Linked DNA regions of Homo sapiens: all the other regions are linked to region 1. A link is a contact called in ENCODE Hi-C or POLR2A ChIA-PET data. All regions are on one chromosome and are shown on one strand. The core of a region is the stretch at or near the end of the contact, and the rest is flanking DNA. Distances in the headings are between cores, read along the strand shown.

Region 1 (7,763 bases), core at 1,772-4,271:
CCCCAGTTTCATAATCCTGATCTCCTGACTACTATCACATACCCTTTAGACTCTAACACTATGAAATCACTAGAAAGTAATCCACTAATTCGGATTAAACATATCCTTTGTTTTCCCCAACAGCACAAGTGCTATCTCACTTCCACTAGCTCCAGCTCTGTAATGAAATAGAAACAAACTTGGTTAAAACAATCCTTTAAGATCATATCCACAGCAAATGTTTTTGTACTAATTCACTTTAAAAGGCATAGACTTCTATTTCAGTGGAGTCATTTATTCTCATCTTATCCAGAGTGTTTAAGATTGTTTTCCACAGCATATCACACAGGCCAATAATGTATATCTAGCTAGACAAATAAGACAACTTTCTCACTATATGTAATCCTTTCACAAAAGAAATAAAGTGACAAAATCCTGCATCGAGCAGTTGATAATCCATTGCTACGTATTGAGGAAAAAGTTTAAAACAGATTAGGCCCACGGTAAATTTGTTTCTTTGTTTCGGTGGCATGAACTAGGGAGACTGATAAATCCACTTAACAGGCCTTACTCTACAAGGAGAACCTCGGTTGGGTGTCATGCCTTGTGTCTGTAATCCCAGCACTTTAGGAGTATGAGGCAGGAGTTTGGCTTGAGCCTGTGTGTTGGAGACCACCTGGGCAACATAGGAAAATCCCATCTATGAAAAAAATTTTAGAAGTAGGGCCGGTTGTGGTGGCTCATGCTTATGTTCCTAGCACTTTGGGAGGTCAAGGCAGGAGGATCTGTTGAGCTCAGGAGTTCGAGACAGCCTGGGCAACACAGTGAGTCCTCCTCTCTATAAAAAATAAAAAAACACTAGTCAGACATGGTGACTCGTGCCTATAGTCCAGCTACTCAAAAGGCTGAGGTGGGAGGATCACTTGAGCCCAGGAGATTGAGACTGCAGTGAGCTATGATCATGCCACTGCACTCCAGTCTGGGTGACAGAATAAGACCCTGTCTCAAAAAAACAGCGGGTAGAGCAGAGGAATTTTGTTTATATACTCCAGTTAACCTTCCAGAAAATTTTAACATACCCTAACTTGTCATCCATGCAATACATTTAGAAAAAGTGCTAACCAACCATGTATTGGGTTGAACTACATGAAATGACAACCAACCATTCTTGACTTCAAAAACACTAATTTCATATGCCTGAACTTAAATGAGAACGATATCTCAAGGAAAAAAGGAGAAAAGAAAAAGAAAGATCACAAGGCTGTGAAATTCCTATTAAGACAACGTTTAACTTTTTAACACTCAAATATGTATGTGCAATAATAGATGATCATGTAAATAATTTTACTCATGCCTTTTACACACACACAGACAAATCATGCTGGTTTGCTAACTCATAGTATTTCATTATTCTATTCCTTGGTATGTGCAAATCCTTCATTCCAGTAGACACAGAGGACATTACATGAGGAACACTATGAAAATGTGTTGTCAAACTGGTGGCTCACGCCTGTAATCCTAGCACTTTGGGAGGCCGAGGTGGGCGGGTCACGAGGTCAAAAGATGGAGACCATCCTGGCCAACATGGTGAAACCCCATCTCTACTAACAGTACAAAAGTTAGCTGGGCATGATAGTGCGCGCCTGTAGTCCCAGCTACTCGGGAGGCTGAAGCAGGAGAATCGCTTGAACCCGGGAGGCGGAGGTTGCAGTGACCCGAGATCGCGCCACTGCACTCCAGCCTGGCAACAGAGCGAGACTCCGTCTCAAAAAATAAATAAATAAATAAGTAAATAATATCAGAATATATTACATAAGCTTTCAAATTCTGAAGAAGCTTTTAAAAAGTAAGACTTTATGAAGTGACTTTTACAAGTTATTTGAGGAGAGCTTTCATTCTAGTTTGTAGAATTAAGGCTATTTCAATTTATGAAATACAAAAAATTATTTGAAAGATACGTGTATCAGAAGGTATAGCTAAAATATGAAACTGATTACAGCCCCTGGAGTGCAAATGTGGTTTAAGGATCAGGACGGCCTTGAACATAACCTACTCATAATCAGATGGCAAGAATGACATCAGCTGGAGAACTCTCTTCCAAGACCTGGATGAAATCACAGCCCTCTAGCAACATCCACCTAGATCCATGTCTTACCTTATACTCAACTCCACTGTCAATATTATTTTCCCCAAGGAAAAAGTAAAAAATGAAAGCACAACACTAATCTTCTGTCTCCACAGGATGTGGCAAAATGAGAAATAACAATTACATTTTATTTTCAAAGGTGGCCCACGGCTGAAGCACTCGGACCTTACACTAAAGCGAAATTTTCCAGCAGTCACAAGATCCAGTTCTTTCACAGCCGACTAATAAAAAAGTAAAAGAATCGACATTAAGCTGCGCCCAAACAGGCCAGGAATGGGACCTAAGGCGTCACGAAACTTCCCGAGGACATTATGTATTTAGAGAAGGCCCCACAGAAACCCTCAAGTGGGAAAGCTATGTCTCCCGGGTCTCGGGGTGGCAGGCAGCCTGAACCCCGAGAGGTTCGAGGCAAGGCGCCCCCGGCCGGATTCGGGCCCAAACCAGCCCGCCACGCCCTGAGCTCCGCGCAGCAAACCTGCCGGCCGAGCGGCGGCCCTCGGAATGGTGTTTTCTCGGCGCTACAGGAGGGAGAGCGACCCAGAGAACTTGGGCCTGGCAAAGGCCGGGAACCAGGCAGGCGCGGGTGGGGAGAGGAAAGCAAACGTCGCGGGAGAGCGCGGCCCAGAGGCCGAGGAGGGCGCGAGCGGAGCCGGCCCGAGCCCGCCGCTGCAGTTTACAGTTCCCGTCGCGGCCCAGGAGACAGCAGCCACCGGGGCAGAAAGAGCCCAGCCACCCTCGTCACGACCCGCACCTCCGCCTCACCTGGACTTGCCCACCCCACTCTCGCCGATGATGAGGATCTTCAGGGTGGTTAGCACGTCCTCGTCCATCCTGACCCCGTTCCGCTCCGAGCCCAGCTGGCCGCCCGGGTGCGCCTCTCAGCCCTTCAGCAGAGTGAGCTGCTGCGCATGCGCGCCGCTCCACGTCTGCCACCTTCCTTTCACACCGGGTGTTCAGGCTGCCGAAGCCCTGGACTCCCCAGTTCCGCCTTGAGGTAGCTCCACGGCTGCGCGACCCAGAATCCCCGGCGTTTTTCCGGACTGCGTGTTCCTCCCCTGCGCAAGCGCAGGTGGGGAGCGCTGTGTGTGACTTTGTTGGCTTCTTCTTGAGGTCTAGCTCCGCCCCAGCCTCAACCTAACCCTCCTTTTGAGTCAGTGGGAGGACTCAGTCAGGAGAATATCAAGCTGTTTTATTTCGGCAGCTGCTCATAACAGCTGCACTGCGGTGGGAAAAGCACTGTGCTTGAAGCAGATTATCTTAAATTTAGGTCCAGCTCTACCTTATAACTGCCTTGTCATACTACCCAGCTTTCTTAGCCTTTCTCCATCTCTGAGAGACACAGTAACACTTCTTAGAACATCTGCTTCTTATTGTTATGAAGGTTAAGTGAGTTAATTTGTGAAGACATGTTGTTAACCAAAGTGCTCTATAAAAGGTGTGATCAGGTATTATCTTGCTGGCTTCCCCTCTGTTATAGTGGAGAGCACCCTCTGCACCCTAATTCATCTTGAAAGGGAGGCGTAGACTTCAGGTAGGTCAGGTGCATTACTTCTGGCGGTGCAACTTCAAGTCAACTCTCCTTCCTCATAAGAACTGCTACACCCATACTGCAGGAAGTGTATGTCTACACCTTGCCTCCTGCATTAAGTTGTAAATCTTAGTGAAGGTACCAAACCTCATTCATAATACTTAGCACAGTGCCTGGTACATGGCAGGCACTCAATAAACCTCAGTTCTCTTGTCTTATTTCCTTATACCTGCAGCTAATGTCATATACAATGGATATTTGATTAAAGACTACATATAAATAAAATTTCAAATGTTAAGAAATTAATTTGTTAAATAGCTGGAAAAGCCCTTTCAAAAGATATCCCAATGGCTTCTCCTCCTTCAGGTCTTCGCTCAAATGTTGCATTCTTAAAGAGGCCTTCCCTGTCCATTCTACTGAAATATGCAAATCCCTCCAGCATTCTCTAGACCTCTTTACATTGTTTTTCTGCATAGGATTTAACCACTCTCTGATACACTATATATTTTACTACTTTATTAGAAGTCTCATGAAGGCAAGGATATTTTGTTTTGTCTACTGGTATGTCTTCAGTATCTAGAGTACTTCATGGCACATAATATGTGCTAAATAAATGTATGCTGAATGAATTAATTGAATGAATGTTGTAGAGTCCATTCCTAACCTTAGAGAATAATGTCAATGAAACAACCTCCACTTCTCATCAGATAGCCCTTGAAACTTCAGTCAAGTCTATCTAGCTTACTTTTCATTATGACAAAAAGATCTTATTTATGAGGTTCACAGTATTGTCAAGCTCTCCTGCCCTGGGGTCCCGAGATCCCTAGAAATCCCTGAAAACCTTTCAGGGGGGTTGCAAGATCAAACTATTTTCATAGTTAATATGTTATTTTTTCATGCACATTCTCTGATGATAATATAATGGAGTTTTCCAGAGGCTATATATTAATAACATGTAATAGCAAAACAGATTGAAGGCAGAACAAGATATGTGAACTTACTGGTTTTCTATGATATTAAGCCAGATATTAAAGGGATTTCCTAAAATGTAAAACATTGCCACTGTTCTCAATTTTGTTCTGTTTTAAAGTAGTTATTTTCATAAACATTTCTATTAACTGGTAATAGGTTTATTATTGTTTTTAAGTAAATTAACATGTTTGAAATTTTCTCAGTTTTAATTTCTAGTAGGATAAATAAGAGATGTAATCTCTTTGGGGTTCTTACAATCAAAAGCTCTTTCAGGTCCTCAATGATTTTTAAGAGTATACTATAATTTGTACAACCAAAAAGTGTGAGAACCATTGCACTGTGCTATTCACACCAAGATAAATACAAAAACAAAAACTTCATCAATAAATCCAGGGCTATCTCTTGCAACCTGTAATACTGTTGACGTACTTTGGCAATATCATTTTCTCTTGGATTTCCTCCATCTCTTGGCCATTTCCTCTCTTTCTTTTTCTTTTCTTTTCTTTTCTTTTTTTTTAAGAGATGGGATATTGCTATGCTGCCCAGGGTGGTCTCTAACTTCTGAGCTCAAGAAGTAATCCTCCTACCTCAGCCTTTGAGTAGCTGGAACTGCAGGCATGCATCACCACGCCTAACTAATTTTTAAAACATTTTTTTAGAGATGGGGTCTTGCTATGTTGCTGGTCTCAAACTGCTGGGCTCAAGCAATCCCCCTGCCTCGGCCTCCCGAATTTACATCTCTGGCTGAGATTTTTCTCCTGAGGTTCAGGCCAACATACACAACTGCCAAGACATCCCCACATGGGGGCTGGCAATAAAGAGATGTACTTAAAAGACACAATGAATAACTGTCCCATGCTTAGTGAAGAAGAGGGGAAAGAAAAGGGAAAGAAAAACATCGAACATTTCTCTAATGTTTCAAGCCTCGGCACTACCAATCTGAGAGAAAACCCAAGACAGAAACAAGAAGGAATATGAGTTTCGTTTCAGCCATAGTGAATTTTATGTAAAGGTGAGCCTTGAAGGCAAAATTTTTCAGACCTCTTTTAGAGCAGTGGTTCCAAGATTCAGGACAGATAGCAAGACACTAAAAAAATGAACCAAGGAGATGGCCTAGGTGTTCTAACCAACAATTTGGCCTAGGTGTTCTCTTCTATATACTATTATCCTTACATCCCTGGAAAACACAGCCAAATCCTTTCTTAGGTTTCAGACATAACTGACTGCCCTTTTCCCTGTGGATCCATCTTCTAGTATTAATTATTTTTACCATATCCAAATATATGATCACCTCATAAAGGAATGTCTATGGCAATATTCTTAATACCTGAAGTTTGGGATGAGCAATGAGCAAGCCCAGTATGTAGGAAGAAATTGAAATGGCGAAACCACTTGGAGATGTGATGGAGAAGGCCCATCCCATGTTGCTGTCAGTAACATGCCTACAGTGGGCAGCCCCAGAGATAGACAACAGATGAGAGAAAAAAACAGATTCAGGCCTTTGACTTTTCTCCATCCTTCGGCATCAGTAATGAAGATAAGAGAAATGCTGCTTGCAGAACTCACATTCTGTGAACAGGTACCAACATGAGCACTGTGACTCATGGCTTATGTAGGACTGCTTGGGTCCAAGTGTAACAGGCGTCTGTGGCTAGAGTTTAGGAGTTGGTAGTGAGAGAAGTCATACAGCATTGCCACCTCCGCCCCCAGCTCCATTGCCCCTGGCTGAGCTGAGGTTCCGAAACAACCCCCACCCTCTCCAGGTACTGCTTCTCCTTGCCTCGGTTGATATGCACAGGAGCTTTGGTATGCAGTCAAGGAAGAGATTACTTTTTGTTGTTGTTGTTGTTGTCGTTAGAGATAGGGTTTCACTATGTTTCCCAGGCTGGACTCAAACTCCTGGGCTCAAAAGATCCTCTTTCCTTAGCCTCCCAAGTGGCTGGGACTACAGGCACATTATACCATGCCTGGTTTAAAGAGGAGTTCATTTCGTTGTTTAATTATTTGGGTGAAGGCTTGGGGATTTGAGAGAAGGGTTAGAAGTAAATTCTGTGGAAAAGGTAGCTGAAATGTCATTTTGACCACTTGGGTGGGGTTTTAGCCCTATGATTAGAGGGGTCAGGGTCAAGAGCTGGAGTAGCTACTTTAGGCTTGCAGCCTGACACAAGCAACTCTGTCTGAGGGCCCGTGGGACAGGATAGCTGGGGCTGAGAAGAAGGTCATTGCACTATTTTTTCCATTTGACCCAAGACCCTTTTCCAACCTTCTCTGTTACAATCTATATAATATCACCTTCTACCAAGGAACTTATTTTACAGCAGAAGTGTGGCTGTGGGCTCAGGCATGCCCTTGGACTTCACTGGTGTTGTCACCAGACCCCACTTCAGGAAGCAGCTAGTATGATAGACAATGGGATGGCCCATTGCCCACTCAGTTAAGGTGGCAGCAGGGAGATAATATTCTGTAAGGTTGCACTGCTGCTCTATAGGATGTAGTAAAAACTTTAAACCTGCAACCTACAAATGATGCTGTTTTCCTAATAAAATTCACAGTCAATGAGGAGCATCTGACCTCCTGGATCATTACATGTTTCTCTTATGTGACTCCCACCCTGGCCCTAGCACTTAGTGGGCTATGGTAACATTATTTTCTGCCTTTGCTTCCTCAGATCTAGGGTGGAAAAGGCTGCCTACTGAAGTTAATTTCTGGGTTCCTCACTTTTTGGTGGCCCTAACCTGGCCATGCTGCTGTAAATAGTCTTTTGGTTATACTCTCTTGAGATATCTGAGTTAGATTTTCTTTCTTGCTGGGACCCTGACTAACCATTCTATTCATTTATTCATTGACCTGAGCACCTAAAGCTCACTTCCTTGGAAGAATTAAGAGATAGCATCTTTGGCACAAATATTAGTGTTTTCAGGAAAGTTACCATCAGCAATGATGATGAAACTTTTTTTTTTTTTTGAGACAGTCTCGCTCTGTCACCCAGGCTGGAGTTCAGTGGCACCATCTTGGCTTACTGCAAGCTCCACCTCCCGGGTTCTCGCCATTCTCCTGCCTCAGCCTCCCGGGTAGCTAGGACTACAGGCATCCGCCACCATGCCCAGCTAATTTTTTGTATTTTTAGTAGAGATGGGG
Region 2 (7,763 bases), core at 1,856-4,355, 1.2 Mb before region 1:
TAGGCAGTTTACAATTAGTGGTTTGCTTGCCAAAGTCAATTTCTTTCAGCCCAAATGGAAAGTCATAAAAGGTGGGGGGAGTATAAAACTGCAAGGCTAACTTCTCCTCCTCCTCCTCACAAGTTTTACATGTAATTCGACATGTGATCTAAAAGGGGAAACACTGAAACTGAAAATCCTCTGCTGGTTGAATGAAAAATCCTTAAGGAAACCTCAAATTTTCTACAGGAAGTGATTAAAAGTTTCCTTTATAAAAACTTATTTTGTGAGTTGCATGGCTCCGTTCACATTTTGTCGCAGGGCAAGATTGGAGGCTTTAATATCAGTTTCTCGTTGAAATAATCTGGGTCTTCAAGTTCTCACTAATACAATATCCACCTAGTGGACCCTGGTCGCTGTCACATGCCACAGCGAGTAAACTAAACTAATGCACACGCCTCTTCCAGTTTCCCGTCTGAAGATCCGAAACCTCCACTCTGAAATTAAACACCGGGATCTGCTGTTTTACAAACCTCTTCCCACCCTTACCTTTATTCTTCCCCCTCTCTCTGAACGCCCCAGTAAGGTGTCTCATTTAATTATCTGTCCAAATTCCAGACCACGGTATTGTATGCTCAGTTTTCACCGGACGCTGCTAATGCTTCGGTTCTAAGGAAAACCAGCCCGCTAAACACAGATCTTTGGCAACCCTTAACAGTCCAAAGCTAGGGGTCTTGCTCCTAAATCTGCACTGGTTGGGCCCAAGTTCCTTCTCTGCTTCAAGTAAGAACCTTGCTTTGCAGAACCACTTCTCTGCTCTTTCTCCTCCTCCCTCCAAGCTCACTTTATTTTCCACATAAAGCTCACCAGTCTTCTGGGGTGATGACTACATATCCCTAGTTTGACAAATTCCATATATAGATTTAAAGTATAAATAAAACAGATTAAAAGCCCATTTTGACCCTATTAGCTTCAGACCTTGTACAGAAAAGGAAGACTGAATACAAGTAAAATGCTGCTTAAATGTTTATGAGAGCCTATTTTCAATGACCTAAAAACAGCCTAATAAAATTTTGACAGGTAACTGGGAAAGTTCTAACTACCTTTTTTTTTTAATTGGAGCCACATTTTAAGCAAGGAGAATGGACTTTTGTACCACTGTATTAAAACTATATTTCTGTCGTTCATAAAGTTTCTTCCTGTGGCATGCAAAAGGCCAGAAAGGGGACTGGTATTTTGAAACTGTGGAACAATGCCCTTCTGTTTCTGTCCCCTTCTCGTTACTGTATGTAGTGATTAAACAAAAATGTCTGCTTTAGTCAAGATGGCTACAGGAGAGACTGCTGGCTTCTTTTAAAGCTTTTGAAGTCCGCAGCCGTCAGAAATCTCTGATCCCCTAATTATATCATTATCAGGCACATAGTTTCGGTATCTGTGACTTCATGTCAGCCTCAGTCCCTCCCTGTTCTGCCCGCCTTTGATAGGGCCAGGAGGCTCCCCTCTGCAAGCCACAAGGGCTGTTATTTAGGGTTAATTACACCCTTCCTTCCAAAATAAATAAATACTGTAGCACATCATCCTCGCTGGGCTAGCTTATGCTTTAACCTCATGCCTGCTACATAGCAATTAAAGAGAAGTAGGGGGCTGCAAAGACTAAACTGCTTCCTACTTAAAAAAATTATCTGTTCACAGAACAGTAGGTAGATTTCACAGCAGGGAGGTGAGGAGAACCTTGAAATTCGGAGACAGTTCGGGTTATTTCTTTCTAAAAGGTGAAAGCCTGCAGAGGAAAGAAGAAACTGACCCGCTGCCTTTTTTTTTTTTTTGGTCCTGTTTGTAAAATATGAGGTGAGTGGCAGTGAGACGCTGACAGAGCCTACTCCTCCCGGCTGCTGAAAAGCAACACAACACACACTTCTGCACACCTCGGACACCTAAACTCTCAGGGAGACCCACACACTCGCTCGCACACAGAGAGATGTACGCAGAGACACACTCACACAGAGACTCAGATGCACATTCAGAGATACAAAGACACTTAGAGACAGACACAGAAATGCATTCAGAAAGACACACTCAAGATCAGAGATACAGAGACTCACACATTCAGAGACACAAAGACTCAGAAAGAGACACAGAAATGCATTCAGAGATACATTCAAAGAGACACAGAGATACGCTGAGTGATACAGAGGTTCAGACACACTTTCAGAAACACAACGACACTCAGAGACACAAAAATGCATTTAGGGATACTGAGACTCAGAGACACACTCACAGAAATACACCCTGAGGCACTCACACAGACACGCTGAGGGCACGCGGCAGCTACAGGCCAGGATCTGCGATTCCTCCCGGCCGCCCGAGCCCCCAGGGTGCGGAAGCGGCGGCGTCGAGGCCGAGACTCCGGCCCCGCTCCCCGCTGGGCTGCAAACGCGCCGCTCCCCGCAGGCAGAGCCAGGAGGACCCTCTGATCAGCGCCTGCCCTTAGATCGGAGTCCGCATCCACGCGCCAGGCCACCGCCGCGACTTCTAAGAACACAGCAACTTGTCGCGACCTGCGGCTCCGGCGCAGGAGGGAGCCTCGCCTGCCGCTAACAAAGCCTCTGCAGCCGGCTCCAAAGCCCCGCGGCGAGGACGGGACCCCGGGCCCCGTGCGCCCCCGGCACCCACCTTTGGTGAGCAGCACGGCCATGGCGCAGAGCTCCAGCTGCAGCCAGATGAAGATGTAGCTGGAGTGGCGATCCATTGACGCCCCGCACGGCCGCGGCGCCCCCGCCGGCTTCCGGAGCCCCGGCTCGGCGGCAGCCTACGACCCCCGGAGCGCGCAGGGCATGGGCCCTGCCCGGAGCGGCGGGCGCCGTCAGCGGCGGGGCTGGGTTTCGGGCCGCTGCCGGAGCATGGAGCGCGGCTACAGGGCGCGCCCAGGAGCCCAGAAAAGTTTCCCGGTCCCCCGTCGGCGGCCACTGGCTCCCTTGCCCCGCTCGACTCTAGGGACGCACGCTAGCCCCGGGTCGGGAGTGGGCTCCCGGCCTTCAGTCCCCGCTAGCGGCCGTTCTCAGCGAAGAGAGTAGGGTCTCCACAGCACGCAAGGGTATCCGCCGCAGCTCCCGCCCGCGCCAGCCCAGGTCTCTCCGGCTCCGCGCCGTAAATAGCGCCCCGCGCCGGGAGCCGGCCTGCACCGCCCCGCCTCGCCCCGCCCCACGGCGTCCGATTGGCCGCCGGGCTCCTGTCAATCCGCCCCGCAGCGGGGGGCGGGCCCAGACGCGAGCGCTGGGGGACCTGCCCGGCGGCTCCGAGCGGCGCCGGCGTCTGGGGCGCCCGGCTGGGGCGCCCGGCTGGTGCGCTGCCGTCTCCCGCGCTCCCCCTTGCGGAGGCCTGCGCGTCAGTGACCTTCGCGAGGCGCCGGGGGAGCCCAGCCCCGGGACCGGCTCGGGAACCCGCCTCCGAGACCCTGACGGCTCAGCCTCGGGTGGTCAGCGTTCCCCAGCGCGGGGCTTCTTTTGGGTGCCCCCCGAAACACGCAGGGGGTCCGTGTGGTCGTCCTCCCCGGCCGCACTGCGTTTTCTGGAACCCCCAGGGGCGAGTGACAATGCCCCGGCCTGTGCAGGTGGCGGAGGAGGGTTCGGGTGGGAGCCCGGGGGAGGCGGCCCAGCGCTGGGGTCTGCATTCAGCCTTCGCCCCCCACCCCCTCAGCGTGTCCGCCTCGAGCTGCCCGCCATGGGATCAATAAAGCCCAGACAGACTGACTGTTGATCCGTTAGGAGCCGCTAGGTTCTCCCGGGTACGCGGGACGAGTAGCGGGCTAGAGACACTTAACGAAAATTAGCAAATCCAAAAGCACCCGGCGCCAACGAGACGACACTGGCCGAGACTGACACTCAATTAACCACCCCCCAAACAATGGCTGGCAAACACGCCGGCTGACCCTGATCAATATCAGCCCCGCAGTGATCTCCTCCTTGAGATGCTAATTCATTTATTAGGGATCGCGGGGCTGCCCTTCCCAAGGTACTCAAGGTGGTCTTGCTGTAGTTTTGTTTCCCCCTCCGCTTTGGAAGGAATTAAGGTTAAAACTCATTATCTGAGGGAATGTTCTTTTATCCTCTCCCTCCAAAACCTGAGATGAACAAAAGTCGACCATTTGCAAAATTCTTCTTGAGAATCTGCCAGAGCTTCCCTACCGGATATGTCAAAAGGGGGTGGGGGGTGGGGAAGGAAAGAAAGAGAAGCACATTTCATGCTAAGGTGAGAATTATAAAGACAAATCCTTTAGGACTAGAGTGCAGACATGAGCTTTGAGACTAAGAAAAATGTACATATGTCTTGAGGACTGAAAGTCAAGGCGAACATATCTCAAACGCCTAACCTTTTAAAGTTGTTGAAAGTCTGCAGAGCTGCAGGATGTAGTTAATGAAATTGTCTTTGAAAAATAATGTTTATGTGCAGAAAAATAAAATAATTTCATAAACTGATGCTCAGACCATTACTTCTCTAGATCAAAATTGCATCTAAAAGGAGAGAAGGAGAAATCCAGTAGAAGTTTTAAAAGAAAATTAAACTGGTTAGGGCACCAGGTAAACAGCAGGTTTCTCAGAAAAGTTTCTCAAGGGGCGTGCTGACAAGGCAGTCCTGGGGCCGAGTTTGATTAGAACTTCCTGGCTACTAGAACCTTGACAAGTTAACAATTGTAAGGGTTTTATGCAGACAAGACTTTTTTTTTTTTTTTTTTTTTTTTTGAGACGAGTCTGGCACTGTCGCCCAGGCTGGAGTACAGTGGCGCGATCTCGGCTCACTGCAACCTTCCGCCTCCCGGGTTCAAGCCATTCTCCTGCCTCAGCCTCCTGAGTAGCTGGGATTACAGGCACCTGTCTCCACGCCTGGCTAATTTCTGTATTTTTATAGAGACGAGGTTTCGCCATGTTGGTCAGGCTGCTCTCGAACTTCCGACCTCGTGATCCGCCCGCCTCGGCCTCCCAAAGTGCTGGGATTTACAGGCGTGAGCCACCGCGCCCAGAGGACAATACTTTTTATGTAATGATTACACTCTCTTTTAGAGTCAATTATTAGCTAAAAGGAAACTTTCAGGGTATGTTAGTTCAACCTGGCCTCCCACCGTAGGCGAGGCTTGCAATGTCTGGGGGTATAAAGATGTCAGAAACTAGATAGTAAATCTCAAAACAATGGAGCTGGACAATAATGGAGATTTATGTGCATGATGTTACAATGCCTAAAAGAAAGAGGTTAACTAGTCTAGGAAGGTAAAGAGAGCCGGTAAAGTCTAGAAGCAATGACATTAAGGATTGGAAGAAGACCATTACAAGCACAGAGGACCACAGGACTTAGGCATGAAATATGATTGTGTAGGTGAGTAGGAGTGGTAAGCAGCGAACAGGTAGTTGGGATGACAAGCAAGTCTTTGTGATTGCAGCATAAAATGTGAAGAAGTGAACAGAGACGTATCAGAAATGAACTATACTTCCCTTTGATACAGATAAATATTTAATGGAAGAGGTCTGGGGAATGTGTTGGTGAAAGTTGCATTCTAGTAGACACTTTCTGAGTGTCTCCCAGCCCAAGTCAGAGAATGTCCCTTTTCCCGGAGTGGGCGTTGGCAACCTGATTAGGAGACTCTGATCTCCTAATCTCTGGCCATAGCTAGTCACATGACCCAGGTTAGGTCAGTTAGATTCTCTCTTCTGTGTCTTTGAGCAGACATGCTGCTCAGTCCCTTGAGGTCATTTCACGGGAGACATAAAAATTTTGCTTTGGGGCAGCTGTAGTCCACCTGTCTGCAGAGGAAGAAAAATAATGAAGATATGCAAAGTGGCAAATACATAAATCCAAATGGATTTCCAGGCACTCAGCGTCACTTCTTGTCCTTAGGTTAATTCAGTAACCTTAATAAAGTCCCCTTTTTACTTAAGGTTCTTTTCCTTGCAACCCAAAGAAACCAAACTAAGATATTTGTATTTTATTGAATTAATGTTGACTTTGAGCACTCCAGGTTGTATATATTTTTTTGTTCCAAGTCCAATTCTGAATAAGAACTTGGGATCCATTTTTTAGACAATGATTTCAACTATTTTGTTTTTATTATTAATGGGCAAACTTTCTAAATGACCAGAAATTAAAGAGAAACAAGTCCGCACTTTATCTAATGGTTCTGGGGAAGACATGGACTTTTCAACTAAATGAATCAGAGTGTTTGAATCAATGTAGAATATCAAAATCAGTTTAGGGATAATGTGTCAATCATAAGGCCATATCAATAGTTGAGAGAATAGGCAACAATTTTAATTCAATTTAACATTCTTAAGGAAAATTGCTTCTCTAGAGAATTTTACTTATGCTTTGCACATAATTCAGTTATTACTTTCCTACATGTAGGTTGATAAGTAGAGGGAAAAAAAATAGTACAATCTACTGTCCTTTTGAAGTTTAAAGCAAGAAATGAAATCAACGACCAAAATTCTTTTTACATCTACAAAGGGATTCCGAAAATACCTAGGAACAAGCTCTCTATACCCAAGAACAGAAAACTGATTCTAGACCTAACTGAAACCGTTAAACAGTAGAATAGTTTTTTATTACCTTCAAACAGCATTCAAGATATAATTTATCCATGGGAGATATATATGTATATATATAGGCGCGAGCCACCATGCCCGACTAATTTTTTAATTTTTTTGTAGAGATGGTGGTCTCCCTATGTTACTGAGGCTGGTCTCAGAATTCCTGGGCTCAAGCAATCCTCCTGCCTGAGCCTCCAAAAGTGCTGGGATTATAGGTGTGAGCCACCATGCTGGCCGTATAGATGTTTTAAAGATTTTAAATGATGTCTTTGAAATTATAGGCTAAACATGTAACTAAATGGCACTAAATTGTGAATGGGAGAGTAGAGAGTTACTTGCTTTTTTTTGCTTTTTTAGAGACGAAGGCCTCCCTCTGTTACTCAGGCTGGAGTACAGCGCTGCAATCATAGCTCACTGTAGCCTCGAACCACTGGCCCCAGCCTCCCAAGTAGCTAAGGTGCTCCCCACTGCATGGGGCTAATTTCTATACTTTTTGTTGAGACAGAGTCTCCTTATGTTGCCCAGGCTGGTCCCAAACTTCTAGCCTCGAGTGACCCTCCCACCTTAGCCTCCCAAGTAGCTGGGATTACAGGTGTGAGCTTGACTATCTTATCAGAGAGTTATTTGTGTTTAAGGGATTCATAGCAGAATAGGAGCTTATTTGTTAGGTGACCAGATAGAACAAAGGAAGATTATACAATCTGAGAAAAGCGCATCAGAAGTTCTTCCCTTAATACCAAGGATAAGAACAAGAATTCTGTTCATTGATGACCTCACTTAGGGTGTACTCTCTTCATAACCTGTGTCCATAAATCTCGTTAAAATGCATTAAATATTTGAAGATATGCACGTTTGGCTGGCATTTTATTTCATGGCTTGAACTCACACATCAAATATAATGTGTGTCTTGATACTTTGTAAATGATAAAACAAATACTATATAGTTAGTTATTTTCTCAGGAATTATTATGAAATAAAAACAATGACAGTGGCCAGAACATAATAGCAAATAAATAAATAAATAAATAAAAATAAAACATTTATAGTACATCGTTAGTCAACTTGCTTAATTAAAAGGAAGAGAGACACACTAAAGATTAATTTAGGAGGGGTTTGTGGTATGGACAAAATAGGCTTATGGTATGGTTACTACTAACTGGTCATTGACAAGCACCGCTTATCAGCTCGGGGAGCCAACCTTCCTGGAGC
Region 3 (7,763 bases), core at 3,392-5,891, 1.0 Mb after region 1:
ACAGCAACAAAAACTACGAAAAACATAGAGATAAATAATAAGCAATTTGTCAATTCAAGATAGAAAAAATAATAAAACTATATGGATAAAAGAAGACGAAAAAATGAAGGGAACTACCATGTTACGGGAATTAATGTAGGGAGAGACATCTTTACCATATTAAAATGGTAACTCTTCCTAAAAGAATATGAAACTTTTTGCAACTTCAATTAGATCCCCAAATGGATTTATAAAAAAGAAAAGAAAGTCAGCAAGTTGACTCTCAACTTTATCTGAGAATAAAAGCTTATTCCTAAAAAAAAAAGATTATTCCTAAGTAATAAAAATGTATTTTAAAGAAAAATAAACATATTTGGCACTTCAGGATTTACATAAATAAACCAACGGAAAAAGACAAAGATTTCAGAATTTAAATTTGATGTATGAAAAAGTTAGCAGTTAGTAATCAGTAGAAAAATAACAGAGTATTTAATGAGTCGTATTGAAATAATCGGCTATATATTTGGAAGAAATAAAGTCAGATCCCTATCCTCATTGCCATATGCAAAAGAAATTCTTGTTGAATTATGAATCTATGCATAAAAGCAAAATTATAAGTCATATAAGAAAAAAAGTTTTTCCTTCCTTCCTTCCCTCCCTCCTTCCCTTCCTTCCTTCTTTCCTTCTTTCTTTCCCTCTCTTCCTTCGTTTTATAATACTTTTGTGGTAGATACTTTTGACTGGCTCTCTGAACGCCCTCTCCAAGTGCCTTTTATGATGTGTTCCTATAATATAGAAGCTGGAAATCTAGAAATGATGTTTCCCAGGCTCCCTTGCAGTTAGGATTCTACCTGTGATTAGTCAAGCAGACACATTGACATGAGACCTAGGAGGTGGAAATTAGCAACATGAAGTGAAAGCCAATGTGGAAAACCACAATCTTCTGGGGGCAGTTTTGTCCCTACCATCTTAGACTGAGGAGTGAGTGCTGGCAGCAGTGAGCTTTTACCCCAGCATCCATTAGCTATTCTTCCTGATGCTCTCCCCGCTCCCCATCCAACCCTCTGACAGGTGTGTGTTGTTCCCCCAATGTGTCCATGTGTTCTCATCATTCAGCTCCCACTTATAAGTGAGAACATGCAGTGTGTAGTTTTCCGTTCCTGCATTAGTTTGCTGAGGATAATGGCTTCCAGCTCCATCCATGTCCCTGCAAAGGACATGATCTCATTCCCTTTTATGGCTGCATAGTATTCCATGGTGTATATTTACCATATTTTCTTTATTCAGTCTATCATTGATGGGCATTTGGGCTGATTCCATGTCTTTGCTATTGTGAATAGTGCTATTGTGAACAATGAACATATGCATGCAAAAATATAACATCCTACTGTGAGGGCAGCTCATAAAAAAGGGGAAAGAGATTTCTCCACTCCATCCTATTGTGGCTTTATTCTCCTAAACATTGCTGGGGAGTCAATGTGAGGAGGACAATTTGAGATGGACAAGTGCATTGCAACAAATTCTTTGTCTTTCTTGACTACATTCTAAAATTCTAAATGACTCTAAAAATTCTTAGGGAAAAGAAGATGCAAACTACAGTGTATCCTTCATGTATTGTTTCTGACTAGCAAATTTTATGATAATTATTCCTAAGAAGGGTGTTTTATTTGTTTATTTATTTGTTACTGTGCTCAGTAACTTTACAGAGAGTGTTATTCTTGTCATCAGCTAATTATTTTCTTTATTTCTCTGGAGGCAAGAACTGTAATTAAGAATTTAGCATTATTTGTCTTGGTTCAGAACTGAGTCATCATTAAATTTTCCAAGCAAAAATACATTATTTTGTTTATACAAATTATTTTTAAGACTAAGTAAATAGAAAATAATAGTAAAAATTTGGCTTACAAAATTATGACCTTAGCAATGGTAATAAATTTAATTTCTATATTTGACTGATTAATAGGGGAAAGACATAAATATATTATAGGGGATTTGAGTAAAAATTAGGCTTAGCTTATAAATTATTTGTTGAAAACTAGTTATGTGCCAGAAAATGTAAATAAATTTCTCAAAGGAGAAATAGCCACATTCTCTGACCAAGATACAACAATAATGAAAATGAAAAATAAGGGCTAAAACAAATTTTAAAAAAAACTCCTTAAGTAGAAAACATTTTCCTTAACAGCTGAGGAAACAGAGAAGAAAATTTCAAAAGGACAATATCAAACTACCTAGAAAATAAAAAAGTCGGGAAACAACAGGTGCTGGAGAGGATGTGGAGAAATAGGAACACTTTTACACTGTTGGTGGGACTGTAAACTAGTTCAATCATTGTGGAAGATAGTGTGGTGATTCCTCAGGGATCTAGAACTAGAAATACCATTTGACCCAGCCATCCCATTACTGGGTATATACCCAAAGGACTATAAATCATGCTGCTATAAAGACACATGACACGTATGTTTATTGCGGCACTATTCACAATAGCAAAACTTGGAACCGACCCAAATGTCCAACAATGAGAGACTGGATTAAGAAAATGTGGCACATATACACCATGGAATACTATGCAGCCATAAAAAATGATGAGTTCATGTCCTTTGTAGGGACATGGATGAAATTGGAAATCATCATTCTCAGTAAACTGTCACAAGGACAAAAAACCAAACACCGCATGTTCTCACTCATAGGTGGGAATTGAACAATGAGAACACATGGACACAGGAAGGGGAACATCACACTCTGGGGACTGTTGTGGGGTGGGGGGAGGGGGGAGGGATAGCATTAGGAGATATACCTAATGCTAAATGACAAGTTAATGGGTGCAGCACACCAGCATGGCACATGTATATATATGTAACTAACCTGCACATTGTGCACATGTACCCTAAAACTCAAAGTATAATAATAATAAAAGAAAAGAAAAGAAAATAACCACAGTAAAGAAAATACACACTTATACACAATTTAATTAAAGTCAAATTCAGAGGAAATTTTGGAGAAAAAAGTAATGAAAGCAGACAATAATTAAAACAGAACAGTAAATAAGAATAAAGTAGATAATAATAGAATTAGTGAAAGTATATTCAAAAATATCAAAGAATTTGGTGCTTTAAAATCCTACCAGAATCTAAAACATGAAGTGAAATATGGCCTTAATTTTTTGATGATAGCATATTATAGTCTTTGTTTGTTACCTATTTTATCATTAATAACTTATTACTACTGCCTTACAATGGTCCAGTGATGCTCTGATATAAAAGGCAAATAATGTATTAAGATACAACTTAGGTTTGTTATGATGTAGACACTGAGAGAAAAAAGTGATACTGGAAAATTAGCTTTGTTAATTTTTTGGTCAGGTGTTCATGGATCTTTCCAGAAAAACTTTCAGTAATCCCTCTCTCCCTCCCTCCATCCCTCCCTCCCTTCCTTCCTTCCTTCCCTTTTCCTACCTTCCTTCCTTCCTTTCGACAGAGTCTTGCTTGGTCACCCAGGCTGGAGTGCAACGGCAAGATCTTGGCTCACTGCAACCTCCGCCTCCTAGGTTCAAGCGACTTTCCCACCTCAGCCTTCCAAGTAGCTGGGACTAAGGGTGCATGCCACCTCGCTCAGCTAATTTTTATATTTTCAATAGAGACGCGGTTTCACCGTGTTGGTCCAGCTAGTCTCAAACTCCTGACCTCAAGTGATCCACCGACCTTGGCCTCCCAAAGTGCGGAGATTACAGGCATGAGACACCACATCCAGAGAGTTTCAGTAATACTTTCAAGAAATCATTCATTAAGTCCTTGCACTTTCGGCTCCATACAACTTCTCTGCTGTCCAAGGGCTTGACAAAGGTATTAGTCAGGCCATAAAAATATCCAGATTTCATAAATACCAATAAAGACCCAGCTTTAAGTGTTTTCTGAAGGAATGGTGGTAACAAGTTTACCCTTTCAGAGCAAATAATTTAGTCATTGTAGCTATGATCCAGATTATCTTTAGGATAAATCTTCCCTGATCTTTGTTTGGTATTATACTTATTCCTGTTATCTAATCTCTATAGATATTGCTTCAGAGGGAAGCAGAAAACTCATACTTATCTGTGTCTTCCTCTCCCTCCTCATTTTTAAGCCCTGCAATTATACTTCCCATTGCATAGAGAGCATTTCCACCAGGCAGCCCTACCGGTGGTTTAAATGCAACATGGCCTCCTTCCAGCCTCCTCTTCAGCCTGTTCCCAGGTCCCCTGGCTTACCAGTATAGGTTTTGGTATAGGGAGATCTAAGCCAGATGTTATCTTGGGAACTGGGGACAAAGTCAGCACAGAGAAACCCTGGATGAAAATCAGATACTGAGTTAGGAGTTGAACAGTGCAGTGAAGTGAGGCTGCGACTGGATGTCTGGGTAAAGGATACCAAAATCAAAGGTGAGGCCAGGCACAGTGGCTGATACCTGTAATCCTGGCACTTTGGAAGGCGGAGGCAGGAGGATTGCTTGAGGCCAAGAGTTCAAGACCAGCCTGGCAGCAGAGTTAGACCCTGTCTCTTAAAAAAGAAAAATTCAAATGCGATAGTTACCAGAAATTGGGGAACTGAAAAAGAAGCGTACATTAGAATTTGAAAAAGCAGACCAGAGAAAGGGAAGACAAGGCTCGGAGAAGAAACACAGGTGGGCTGACTTGATGGCTATGAACATCTGCAATGACCAAGCACAGCCTAGCTCCTGTGCTGTGAGTGTCTAAAAGGAGCCACTTGGACACAAGGACTCCTCTTTTCAGATAGTATCCCTCTCTTGCTAAAGAAACAAACACCCAAAAAACCAGCCTACATTTATCTTGACCTATAGCCCAATAACCTTCACTAAGCCAATCTTCTCAGAAGCATCACCTATTCTGGAAGTCCCAAATATGATCAGTTTGTCTGGTCAGTTTAGCCTTTCTAATGCCCTTGAACTTGTCCCACACTTTCCCCAGCTACCATCCTAGTACAGGTCTTCCACATCTTATCAGGATTCTGCCCCCAGCTTACTTTTCATCTTCCTATCTCCAATCTCTCCTTCTTTTCTTTTGTAATTATTTTTCATATGCCTACACAGGCTCAAACAGTCTCTCCTTTTTTTTTTTTTTTTTTTTTAGACAGGTTCTTGCTCTGTCACCCAGGCTGGAGTGCGGTGGCATGATCACGGCTCATCGCAGTCTCAACCTCCTGGACAAAAGCCATCCTCCCACCTCAGCCTCCTGAGTAGCTGGGAATACAGATGCTCGCCACAGTCTCTGCTTCTTAAATCAGCTTCTATAATGCCACCAGAGTTTTCTTCTTAAAACCCAGTTCTGTCATATTCTTTCAAGTAGCAAAACTTTTCAGTGGCTCTCTACTGTCCATAGGATTTAATATAAACTCCATAAGGTGGCTTTTAAATTTTTCCATAGTCCAACCCGCATCAACCCCTCCAACCTCATCTTTCAGACATCCATCCTGTTCTCTCCTAAAATCTACTCCGCTGCTATCACTGCTATTTTCCCTATAATTCCTAGGCACACCAAAGGCTTTCACTTAATGTACTGAACCCAGAGTGCAAATTGCACCTAGTGCATCCATTTTCCCGTGGATAGAGCAGCTCCTTGCATGCAGGTGAAATGAAACAATCCACCTATTTAAAGTGTATAATTCAATGGTTCTGGCATATTCACAGGGTTGTGCAACCATCACCACAATCTAATTTTAGAACATTTTCTTCTCCTATAAAAGAAACCCTGTATCCGTTCACTCCTCCTCTCCCCATCCCTTAGCAATCATTATTCTACTTCCTCTCTATATAAAGCTGCCTATTCTGGACATTTCCTATCAATGGGATGATACATTAATGTGGTCTTTTGTGTCTGGCTTCTTTCACTTAATGTGTTCAAAGTTCAATCCAAAATGTAATATGTGCTGACACTTCATTTCTTTTTATTAGTTGATGGACATTTGGGTTGTTTCCATTTTTTCAGCTAATACAAATTATGCCGGTATGAACACTTGCCTGCACATTTTTGTGTGGATGTATGTTTCGATTTCTCTTGGCACTCCTAAGAGTGCAACTGCTGGGGCATATGGTAACTCTGTAAGTATTTAACTTTTGAAGAATTGACACACTGTTTTCCAAAGCTGTGGCCTTGGAACCACAAACCAAAAAAAAAGAAATCCCCCAAAACTCTAAACAGCTGAATCAGCAGACATAGTGTAAAATTCAACTTCGGGAAGTGTATGTATTTTATATGTGTTTCACATAACAGTAACCACGTAACTTTACTAAGTTAACGTGAGCATCCCCAAAGACGTTTTTCTTCTTATTATTATTATTCTTTTTTTTTTTTGTTCTGTCACCCAGGCTGGAGTGCAGTGATGCAATCTCAACTCACTGCTACCTCTGCCTCCTGGGTTCAAGCAATTCTCCTGCCTCAGCCTCCCAAGTAGCTGGGATTACAAGCGCCCGCACCACACCTGGCTAACTTTTTTGTATTTTAGTAGAGACAGGGCTTCACCATGTTGGCCAGGCTGGTCTCAAACTCCTGACCTTGTGATCCGCCCGCCTCGGCCTCCCAAAGTGCTGGGATTACAGGCGTGAGCCACTGTGCCCAGGCCTGACTTTTTCCTTCTTAATGATACACTCACAGTACTTTACTCCATGGCCCATATTTATATTTAAATTAGCCGAGCAATATCATATACTGTTTTTCCTGGCATCCCTCTCATTTGCCTCTTGGCAAAAAATCAGAACTACCCAACTCCATTCAGCATCCTGTCTCATCCATTTCCTGAACAGCCAGAATAGAGTCCTGCAGCAGAGACAGCCTCTGAGCAGAGACAGCCATCAAAAATGAAATTGTTCCCTCATTGCTTCATCATGTGTTGTCAAACTGTGGAGAGCCATTCAAAGCCCTCCCAATTTCTCCACATCCTCATCAATACCTGTTATTGTCTCTCTTTTGGATTATAGCCATGCTAATGGATGTGAGGTGGTATCTCACTCTGTTTTTAATTTTTAATTTTGGTGGGTACATAGGTGTATATATGTACGGGATACAGGCGTGCAATGCATAATTGCATCATGGAGAATGAGGTATCCGTCCCCTCCAGCATTTATCCTATGTGTTACAAACAATCCAATTATATTCTTTGAGTTATTTTAAAATGTACAATTAAATTATTATTGACTATAGTCATGCTGTTGTGCTAGCAAATACTAGGTCTTATTCATTCTTTCTGGTTTTTTTGGACCCATTAACTACCCCACATCTCCCCCACCCCAGCTACCATTCCCAGCCTCGGTAACCATCCTTCTACTCTCTACCTCCATGAGTTCAATTGTTTTTATTTTTATTTTTTATTTATTTATTTTTTTCGAGACAGAGTCTCACTCTGTCGTCCAGGCTGGAGTGCAGTGGCACGATCTCAGCTCCTTGTCCCATCAGATTCCTGAGCAGCCAGAATAAAGTCCTGCAATCCTGCAACCTCTGCCTCCTGGGTTCAAGCAATTCTCCTGCCTCAGCCTCCCAAGTAGCTGGGACTACAGGCATCCACCACCACGCCCGGCTAATTTTCATATTTTTAGTAGACATGGGCTTTTGTCATGTTGGCCAGGCTGGTCTTGAATTCCTGACCTCAAGTGATTCACCTGCCTCAGCCTCCCAAAGTGCTGGTATTACAGGCGTGAGCCACTGCACTGGGCCTGTTTCTATTTTTAGATCCCATAAATAAGTGAGAACATGCCATGTTTGTCATTCTGTGCCTGGATTTTTTTACTTATAATGACCT
Region 4 (7,763 bases), core at 4,827-7,326, 1.0 Mb after region 1:
GCCCTGACAGCTAAAAGTCTTATTTGGGTTAGCAGCCAGAAAGAGCTGGGGTGGAGTTATCACAGTGAAGCAATGCATTGCAAACAAGCCATGCTCACATCGTGACTGGGTGGAGTTAGAATCTTTTTGTGAGTATGTCACTTCTGAGTTCATTTTATGTCTTGGGAAGAACCACAAGTTGTTGATGAAAAAGAAATGGAAATACTACAAAATCAGCTAGATTTTGTGATTATTATTGTTATTATTGGATAGATGAGGGGTGAGGTGGTTGAAGCCGCTTGTCCAGGCTAAAACTTTCCCTTAGATTCCTTGAACGACAAGGAAATTTTCCCTAATGCTTAATATTTCTAGGCTTCAGTTTTTCAATCCTTAAATCGTTTCTCTTTTCCACCTGGATACATTTCAAAACTATGTCTTTTAAACATTTATCCTAAGTACTGTGATGCATATGGTTTACAGGACATATGTTTATATCGACGGCAGAGTTAATCTCACACATTTAACTCAGTTTGCATGCAGTTTGGGATGCCGTGAAGATCAGCAATTCCAGCCATGGAATCTGGAATTTTGGACCTGGATGAGGGCGGCCTTTATTGCATCGGTCAGAGTAGCTTGCCTAAACACAGCCAGCTCAACATCCCCCAGGCATTTCCCTCTAAGTAGCTCCGACTCACTACTCCCCTTCATGCATTCTCTTCCCATGCGCCTTAACTTGGTAAAAGGCCATTAGTCACATATCAGTCTGACTTAGAACCCTTGGCATAGTCCCTTACTCCTCCCATTTTTCCATCTAGTCGGTCGAGGAATCTGTTGGCTTTTCCTGTAGAAGGCTTCTCCTTGCCTTCATTCTCTCTATCAAGCCACAGTTGACACCTCACCAGCTCACCCAGCCTCCAGCCTTCCAGACTCCCCATCAATATTCACCACCACCGTTGCTGCAAATTGCAAATACAAATGTGAATGTGTCACTCTCCTGTTTAAAAATCTTCCCTGGCTGCTTATGATGAAGTGGAGAGCGTTCAGGCACTCAGCGTGTCTTTCAAAGTCCTTCCTAATTTGTCCCATTCGGGGCCTTTTATTTTTTAATTTATTTATATTTTTTTACATTATTTTATTTTATTTTTAGCAGAGACAGGGTCTTGCTATGTTGCCCAGGCAGGTCTCAAACTCCTGGGCTCAAGTGATCCTCGCACCTCCACCTCCCAAAATGCTGGGATTACAGGCTTGAGCCACCAGGCCTGGCCTCAGGACCCTTGATGTTTTCTGAACAGGCTTTTTAGAACTCTTTTTGTCTTTGTATATGCTATTCCCTTTAAATAATATCCTCCTCTGTGCATATCTCCTTCATAAAATCCTACTGATCATTCAAAATCCAGCTGTCATGCTAACACTTTAATGGTATCTTCATTCCCAGCAGAGATTTGCTATCTACTGCACTTGGTAAACATGTCAGTAAATCCTGGCCTTAACAACCAACTTGACATGGTATTTAATCTCCTTGGACTTCAGTTTCCTTGTCTATAAAATAAGGAAAACAATAATGCCTAATTCTTAGGCTTGTTGTGACATCTAAACAAAATAGCCAAAAATACTTAGCATGAATTTGCAATCAGCATTTGCCACACTGAATCACACTCTTTTTGTTATCGTTATAGAATCTCTTAGAAAACTGGGAGTTGTTATTAAGTAAGAATCAGATCTTGTTGATGTTTGTGTTCAGAAATGCGTCGTTGGAAACCCAGAGAGATTAAGTAGCTTCCCAGACTAATGAGAAGAACTGGGCTAGAGTCCAGATCTCAAGCCTCATAGAAAGTTCTCTCTCACTTGACTGGCTACATGTTCTACATGGCTCCTGGTGTGACACACTCAGAAATGTCACATTCCAGGGCCAGGCAGTCCTTAGAGACTGCCAAATAACATGGTTCCGAGAACTATCAGAGCCGTTAAACAGTCTGTTTCTAAGCTGCTGCTATAGGTACAGGTTTGTGGAACCTCATTCACTATAACACTGTTTATTTTTCCAATGCTATTTCCAGGTGAGTAAATACTGATACTCACACAGATGTGTTTTGTTGGTAAACAAAACTTTCACTGGGGCTCACATCTATTTAGGCCTGAATCAGTTTTCAAACCAAAAATTTTAGTTGCCTTGAGAAAAATTCTGATAACTACCATGCAACTTGAGGCAACTTGAGTGACAGTATCAATGACTTTTCTTCTTTTCTAATTCAATCTAAAGTCAGTTAACATTTCAAGTAATAGGTTAATCATCATTTAGTAAATAAAAACACTTTATGTTTTCTATCTTAATTATTTCTTAATTCACATCATATAACTAATTTCATGTGTACCCCTTTGTTATAACAATAATGTGTTACAATTTCATGCTAGAAACTGAATTTTGAGCAGAATGGTATTAAATTAAGGGATTATTTGATGCACTTAAAACTAAAAGATTTAGTCATAAAAGTGTACTATTTTATATATTAAGTGAAATATGTAATAATACAATTGTTTATATAGGAATTTTTTAATAAAACAGAAAACAAATAAAAGGATACACTATTTTTCATGTAAGTTCAAAAAAGGCCTGGTGCAGTGGCTCACACCTGTAATACCAGCACTTTGTGAGGCCGAGGCAGGTGGATCACCTGAGGTCAGGAGTTTGAGACCAGCCTGGCCAGCATGGTGAAACCCTGTCTCTACTAAAAATACCAAAAAAGTAGCTGGGCGTGGTGGTGCGCACCTATAATCCCAGCTACTTGGGAGTCTGAGGCACAAGAATCGCTTGAACCCGGGAGGCGGAGCTTGCAGTGAGCTGAGGTCGTGCTGCACTCCAGCCTGGGCGACAGAGCAAGACTCCATCTCAAAACAAAACAAAACAAAACAAAACAAACAAGTGGTCCTAACAACTTCTGCATGAAATAAAAAACTTGTTAAGATTTTTCTCTTCTTGTGATTATCAAGTTTTGGGTTTACAGAGTTGATGTTTTCGGTGGCAGCAAGTGTCAATACAATGAAGAAACTCATATTATTTACATTTTTATAAGGAGCTTATCTGTCAAAACCCTGCTTTCTTATATTTCTTATAGCACCGTATTAAGATATTACAAACTCACGGGTTGTCTAAGCTAATTTGAATGGTTGCAAATTTCACCGTTTCAGCTGTACTTTTAGTTATGCTTAGTCTTTACTTGGACTAAGATACTAATACCAATAACAGAATGAAAATTTCAGAGCACTGAGAATGAAAAGAAAAGACAAAACAGAATATTTGTGAGCAAGACCCTGTCTCTACAAAAAATAAAAAAATTAGCCAGTCATATTGGCATGCGCCTGTAGTCCCTGCTATTCAGGAGGCCGAGGCAGGAAGATTCTTTGAGCCCAGGAGTTCAAGGCTGAAGTGACTCATGATTGCACTATTGCACTCCAGCCTGAGCAAAAGAGCAAGACCCTGACTCAAAATAAATAATGATAAAAAAATGAAACAACAGAGGAGGTATAAAAATGACTTTGCAATTATTAAAATGAGACACAGTCAATGAAGTTCAGGAAGGTTAGAATTAGCCTTCAGTATTAACCAGAGAAGTTGCTACCTGTCTGTCTACCAAGAAGAAAACTCCTCACTCAATTGCTTCTGTGCATGGCTGGGGTTGAGAGAGAGAGAAATCTCCCCTTGCTCTCTACCTGCCTGATAATAATAAAAATAACAGCGAATAACTATTAGGTGTTCTCATTCCATGCCAGGGATTGTCCTGGTGCGTTACGTGCATTGACTGATTAAATCCATCCTCACACCCTAGGTGAAATGAAAACACTTTTATATTCATCTTAGATGAGAAAACTGAGGCATCCAGAGATAAGTAAATCGATCGAGTTTACACAAAGTAAGTCAGTCATCAAATATTTATTGATCCCAGACATGATTGGAGGCTTAAACAAATTTCTGGAAGATTTTTCTGTGTGGGTTTTCCTCAGCTGTATTTCTTCTCTTCAATGAATTTATCTGCATACTGTACATCTTTCTATGTTAAAGACAGTTAAAGAAAAATGTTTGTATCCTAGTATTGACTGCTTTTTTTTTTTTTTTTTTTTTTTTATCAGATGGAGTTTTGCTCTTGTTGCCCAGGCTGGAGTGCAATGGTGTGATCTCGGCTCACTGCAACCTCCACCTCCCAGTTCAAGAGTTTCTCCTGCCTCAGCCTCCCAAGTAGCTGGGATTACAGGCACCGGCCACCATGACCAGCTAATTTTTTTTTTTTTTTTTCACTTGAGAAAGAGTTTCACCATGTTGGCCAGGCTGGTCTCAAACACCTGACCTCAGGTGATCAGCCCGCCTCAGCCTCCCAAAGTGCTGGAGTTACAGGGACTGTTGTTTTTTTACCCTACAGTGTTTTGAGTTTATTACTAGATTGCCAAAACTAAAATAGAACTGGAATTGATGAGAAATAAGTTTCAAAAATCTGAGGCTCTCCAAGTATCAATTTGCTTTGATATTTTTATTATTTTTTAATTAGAAACCATCTGGCAACATTTTTTTCTAGGAAATAAATCAGTAGACATATTACAACTACAGATACAAAAGAGGAGAAAAAAATTTTAAAAAGCTTATGAATGGGATTGCCCTTAGGATGAAATACGCACTACAGAATTCGGATGCTCGCAAATGCTGGTGGAAACTGTGAAGTCACCTGTGTACAGTGTGATTGAAAATAACTTAGAATATTGAATTTTACCTGATTCCTTCAGTGTTGTATTTTTTCAAAATGCAATGAAAGCGTTTTATCAAGAGGAAGTGGTTCACAGAATAACACAGCATATGGTTAAAGGTTCTTGCAACGTTTGAGGGAGGAGAAAGGGGAAGCCGAGGCTTCTGTGTAGCGTAAAACAGGAAACAGAAGCATCTCTAAAGTTACGGATTATATCAAATAATTCACTCAACAGAGAACTAAGGTGAAGAAACCTCTTGGGCCAACTTAACCAACTTTGCACTGTACCCCTGAGATCGGTGAAAATCTTAATAGGCTAGCAAGTAGTTACTGAATCAAAAGGACAATGACTGTGGTCATATGATCAATTCAGACTAATATGCAGTGAGTCACAAACAAAATTCATATGGACATGTGTATATACATAGGTAGGGTCACACAGAAGGGACAGCCAAGACAACAGGGTCCTTTTGTAAGCAATATTGTCATGGCAAAAGTTACCTGTAAATAACATTTTAAATAAAAAACTAATCATTAAATGAAATGATTTATTTCAGTAATTTAAAAAAATACTAAGAGAGTGCTTTGAAAAGTCTTAGAATTTTGCAGTAAAGACACACACACACACACACACACACACACACACACACACACACGTAATGAGATGGGCTACCACATTTTAAAAAATATGATTTAGGCCAGGTGCGGTGGGTTACACCTGAAATTCAGCACTTTGGGAGGCAGAGGTGGGAGGATCACTTGAGGCCAGGAGTTCAAAACCAGCCTGGGCAATATAGCAAGACCCCATCTCTATCCCCTCTGCCAAAAAAATTAGCTGGGCATAGTGGTGCGCACCTGTGGTCTCAGCTACTCAGGAGGCTGAGGTGGGAGAATCCTTTGAGCGCAAGAGCTCATGGCTACAGTGAGCTATGACAGCACTACTGCCCTCTAGCCTGAGTGACAAAGTGTGACCCTGTCTCTAAAATTAAAAAATAAAAACAAAAATAACAAAACAAAAAATAAAAGATACAATTTTTAAATGTGCTTATTTCCAAATTGCTGTGATTTTATGCAAACCATAAAGTTAGTGAAAAATTTATGTTTTGCATAAAATCAAAGCAATTTGGAAATAAGTGGGTGGGACAAGGTGGGGACACTCTGCTAAGTCAAGCTTCAGTTAGAAAAAAGTGAGAGAACTGAACAACACCCAAAAATGTTCCCCAGGACTCAAGTGCAAGAACACTTGACACAGGACAACAGAGGTCAGCACATATGAACCCAACATCCCCACTTCCATCTGTCTGTCTGGCCTCCAGCTCTGGGAGACAAGTTGTAGACTAGTTTCACTTGGATGCCCACGGGTTGGAAAGAGAGTGCCAAGTCTCTAGATTATTTTAAGTTCCCTTTTTTTTTCTACTTTGGGTGTCTATATAAGGAATGGGGAACTGCTTTTGTATTTAGGACCTACTGTGACCTAAAACCAGAGGGACAATGCAATTTAGAATTTTTTGAAGAGATACAAATAGAAAATACTCTGTTTATCATGTTGTATTAATAAATAAAAATCATGAACATTTCTTTTTAGAAACAAAAGTCCTGTGAATAGTTAGGTCAATTCACTGTCCCCTACTTGTCTTTATTTTCTCATGAATCTATCTCAACTGGACTTTTGTTTGCACTATGTCACCAAACTGTGTGCCAAGATTACCAACAATCTGTGGTGTATGGTGGCTCATGCCTGTAATCCCAGCACTTTGGGAGGTCGAGGTAGGCAGATCACTTGAGCCCAGGAGTTAGAGACCAGCCTGGGCAACATGGGGAAATCCCATGTTTACCAAAAAAAAAAAAAAAAAAAAAAAAAAGAAGCAGCTCAACCATTCCAATATTAAAGTTATTTTGAAAGAAGAGATTACCAATGATCTCTCTGTTGTGAAATCCAATGGTTAGTTCCCAGTCAGCATCTTATACAGCCTTTAATATTATTGATCACTCCCTCCTGGAAATATTTTCTTCACTTGGCTTTCCTGACAGTTTTCTTTCCTGGTTTTCCTCCTCACAGAGGCCAATGTACCTTGAAGCCAACAAAGAAGCTTACATTTCAGGGCTTCTCACTTGCAGGACCCTTCTGATGCCACATGTCTCCTCTGGCACCCCAGCAGCAGCACACAACACAACACTGTTCTGTTGCTGGGAGGTCACCTGGGTCAGGGTTCCTAGGTCTTGGAGTGGGGTCAGGCGACTACCAGCACTATCTCCACTTTACTTGGAGTCCAGCAAAAGCCCTCCCATGATGCATTTCGTGGACATTAGATCTCATGTCCCAATCCAAGGAGAAGATCTGAAGGAAACGCTCTGCTCTGCTCCTTGCCCGGGGTCACCTTGATCCAAGCTTCCTGGCTACCTTATGTCACCCCCAGCTCCAGCTCAGGATTTGGGAGGGTGGTGGGAACTGATGGTTCTGTGGTCCTGGCCAAACAGTCCAGCTGTCGCCTGGGCCTTTGGATGCCACAGGGTGCCATGTTAGTAAGAACAAAGGCTGCACTTCTCTGAGGCCTTGTTCACTGGCAAGAAGTACCGCCAGAGCTAGAAACCACAGAGGAAGTTACAGAGGAGGCATTACCATCTAGAGCTGTCAAGCAAAAGTCAACTTCTTCTCAACTCTCAATCCTAAAAATTAATTTTGATCAGCCATGCTGGAGGAGACACTAAATCATCTATACAGAAAATTGTATTTCAAATTTATTCCCTATAGGAAGAGAAGGTAAAAGAATATGCAGCCAAAAGCGTAGCAAAAATACATCAGCAAGTTATTTAATCATCATAAAGATTACAATGTTGCTTTTTAGATATATACACTTACGTGTCAATTTTTATTTTTATTGTTTTTTTTCAAATGTTTGCATATTCTAATAATGCTGTAAAATAAAGAGTTTCATTTTAGGCAGTGAAAACTATTTTTTCACAGTAAAGTATCACAGTTAAGTCCTTTTGGGTTCAGTGATCTCTAGTGATTAATAACAAATACACTTTATAAATTATACACTTTATAAATTA

The links. Hi-C counts contacts between places; a loop is a spot of excess contacts on that map. ChIA-PET counts read pairs that join two places held with the same protein, here RNA polymerase II (POLR2A). Pooled maps may share reads with other maps.
Region 2: a loop to region 1 is called in a map of CD8-positive, alpha-beta T cell, with 6 times the contacts of the local background. The contact joins the promoter of BAMBI here to the promoter of RAB18 in region 1. A Hi-C loop is called at or near these places in 2 of 168 maps with a recorded cell type or tissue (CD8-positive, alpha-beta T cell and naive thymus-derived CD4-positive, alpha-beta T cell) and 10 of 50 pooled maps.
Region 3: a map of CD4-positive, alpha-beta memory T cell shows a loop between it and region 1 (9-fold over the local background). The contact joins the enhancer-like site here to the promoter of RAB18 in region 1. A Hi-C loop is called at or near these places in 1 of 168 maps with a recorded cell type or tissue (CD4-positive, alpha-beta memory T cell) and 3 of 50 pooled maps. POLR2A ChIA-PET finds 5 or more read pairs at or near these places in 1 of 52 experiments (BJ).
Region 4: a map of naive thymus-derived CD4-positive, alpha-beta T cell shows a loop between it and region 1 (4-fold over the local background). The contact joins the enhancer-like site here to the promoter of RAB18 in region 1. A Hi-C loop is called at or near these places in 1 of 168 maps with a recorded cell type or tissue (naive thymus-derived CD4-positive, alpha-beta T cell) and 7 of 50 pooled maps. POLR2A ChIA-PET finds 5 or more read pairs at or near these places in 2 of 52 experiments (OCI-LY7 and activated naive CD4-positive, alpha-beta T cell).

The regions. Positions count from the first base shown.
Region 1 is chr10:27,499,562-27,507,324 of GRCh38, reverse strand. RAB18 (RAB18, member RAS oncogene family) reads right to left here and starts at 3,021. Exons shown (of 7, transcript NM_021252.5): 1 at 2,888-3,021. The coding sequence starts at 2,955. LOC124902399 (a long non-coding RNA gene) reads right to left here and starts at 2,880. Exons shown (of 2, transcript XR_007062097.1): 1 at 2,601-2,880; 2 at 2,233-2,346. RefSeq lists enhancers at 2,886-2,945, 3,056-3,325.
Region 2 is chr10:28,672,863-28,680,625 of GRCh38, reverse strand. BAMBI (BMP and activin membrane bound inhibitor) reads right to left here and starts at 3,105. Exons shown (of 3, transcript NM_012342.3): 1 at 2,653-3,105. The coding sequence starts at 2,728. RefSeq lists silencers at 2,208-2,352, 3,078-3,637.
Region 3 is chr10:26,454,074-26,461,836 of GRCh38, reverse strand. The region is part of intron 2 of APBB1IP (amyloid beta precursor protein binding family B member 1 interacting protein); the gene reads right to left. Among named protein-coding and RNA genes, the nearest start is that of APBB1IP, 20 kb to the right of the region's middle. Within about 2 kb of position 4,641, at least 3 of the 41 ENCODE cell types and tissues checked have a DNase peak (open chromatin) inside an H3K27ac peak, as active enhancers do.
Region 4 is chr10:26,479,429-26,487,191 of GRCh38, reverse strand. All of the region lies in intron 2 of APBB1IP (amyloid beta precursor protein binding family B member 1 interacting protein), which reads right to left. Among named protein-coding and RNA genes, the nearest start is that of APBB1IP, 45 kb to the right of the region's middle. Within about 2 kb of position 6,076, at least 10 of the 41 ENCODE cell types and tissues checked have a DNase peak (open chromatin) inside an H3K27ac peak, as active enhancers do; they include OCI-LY7, where a contact is called at or near this core.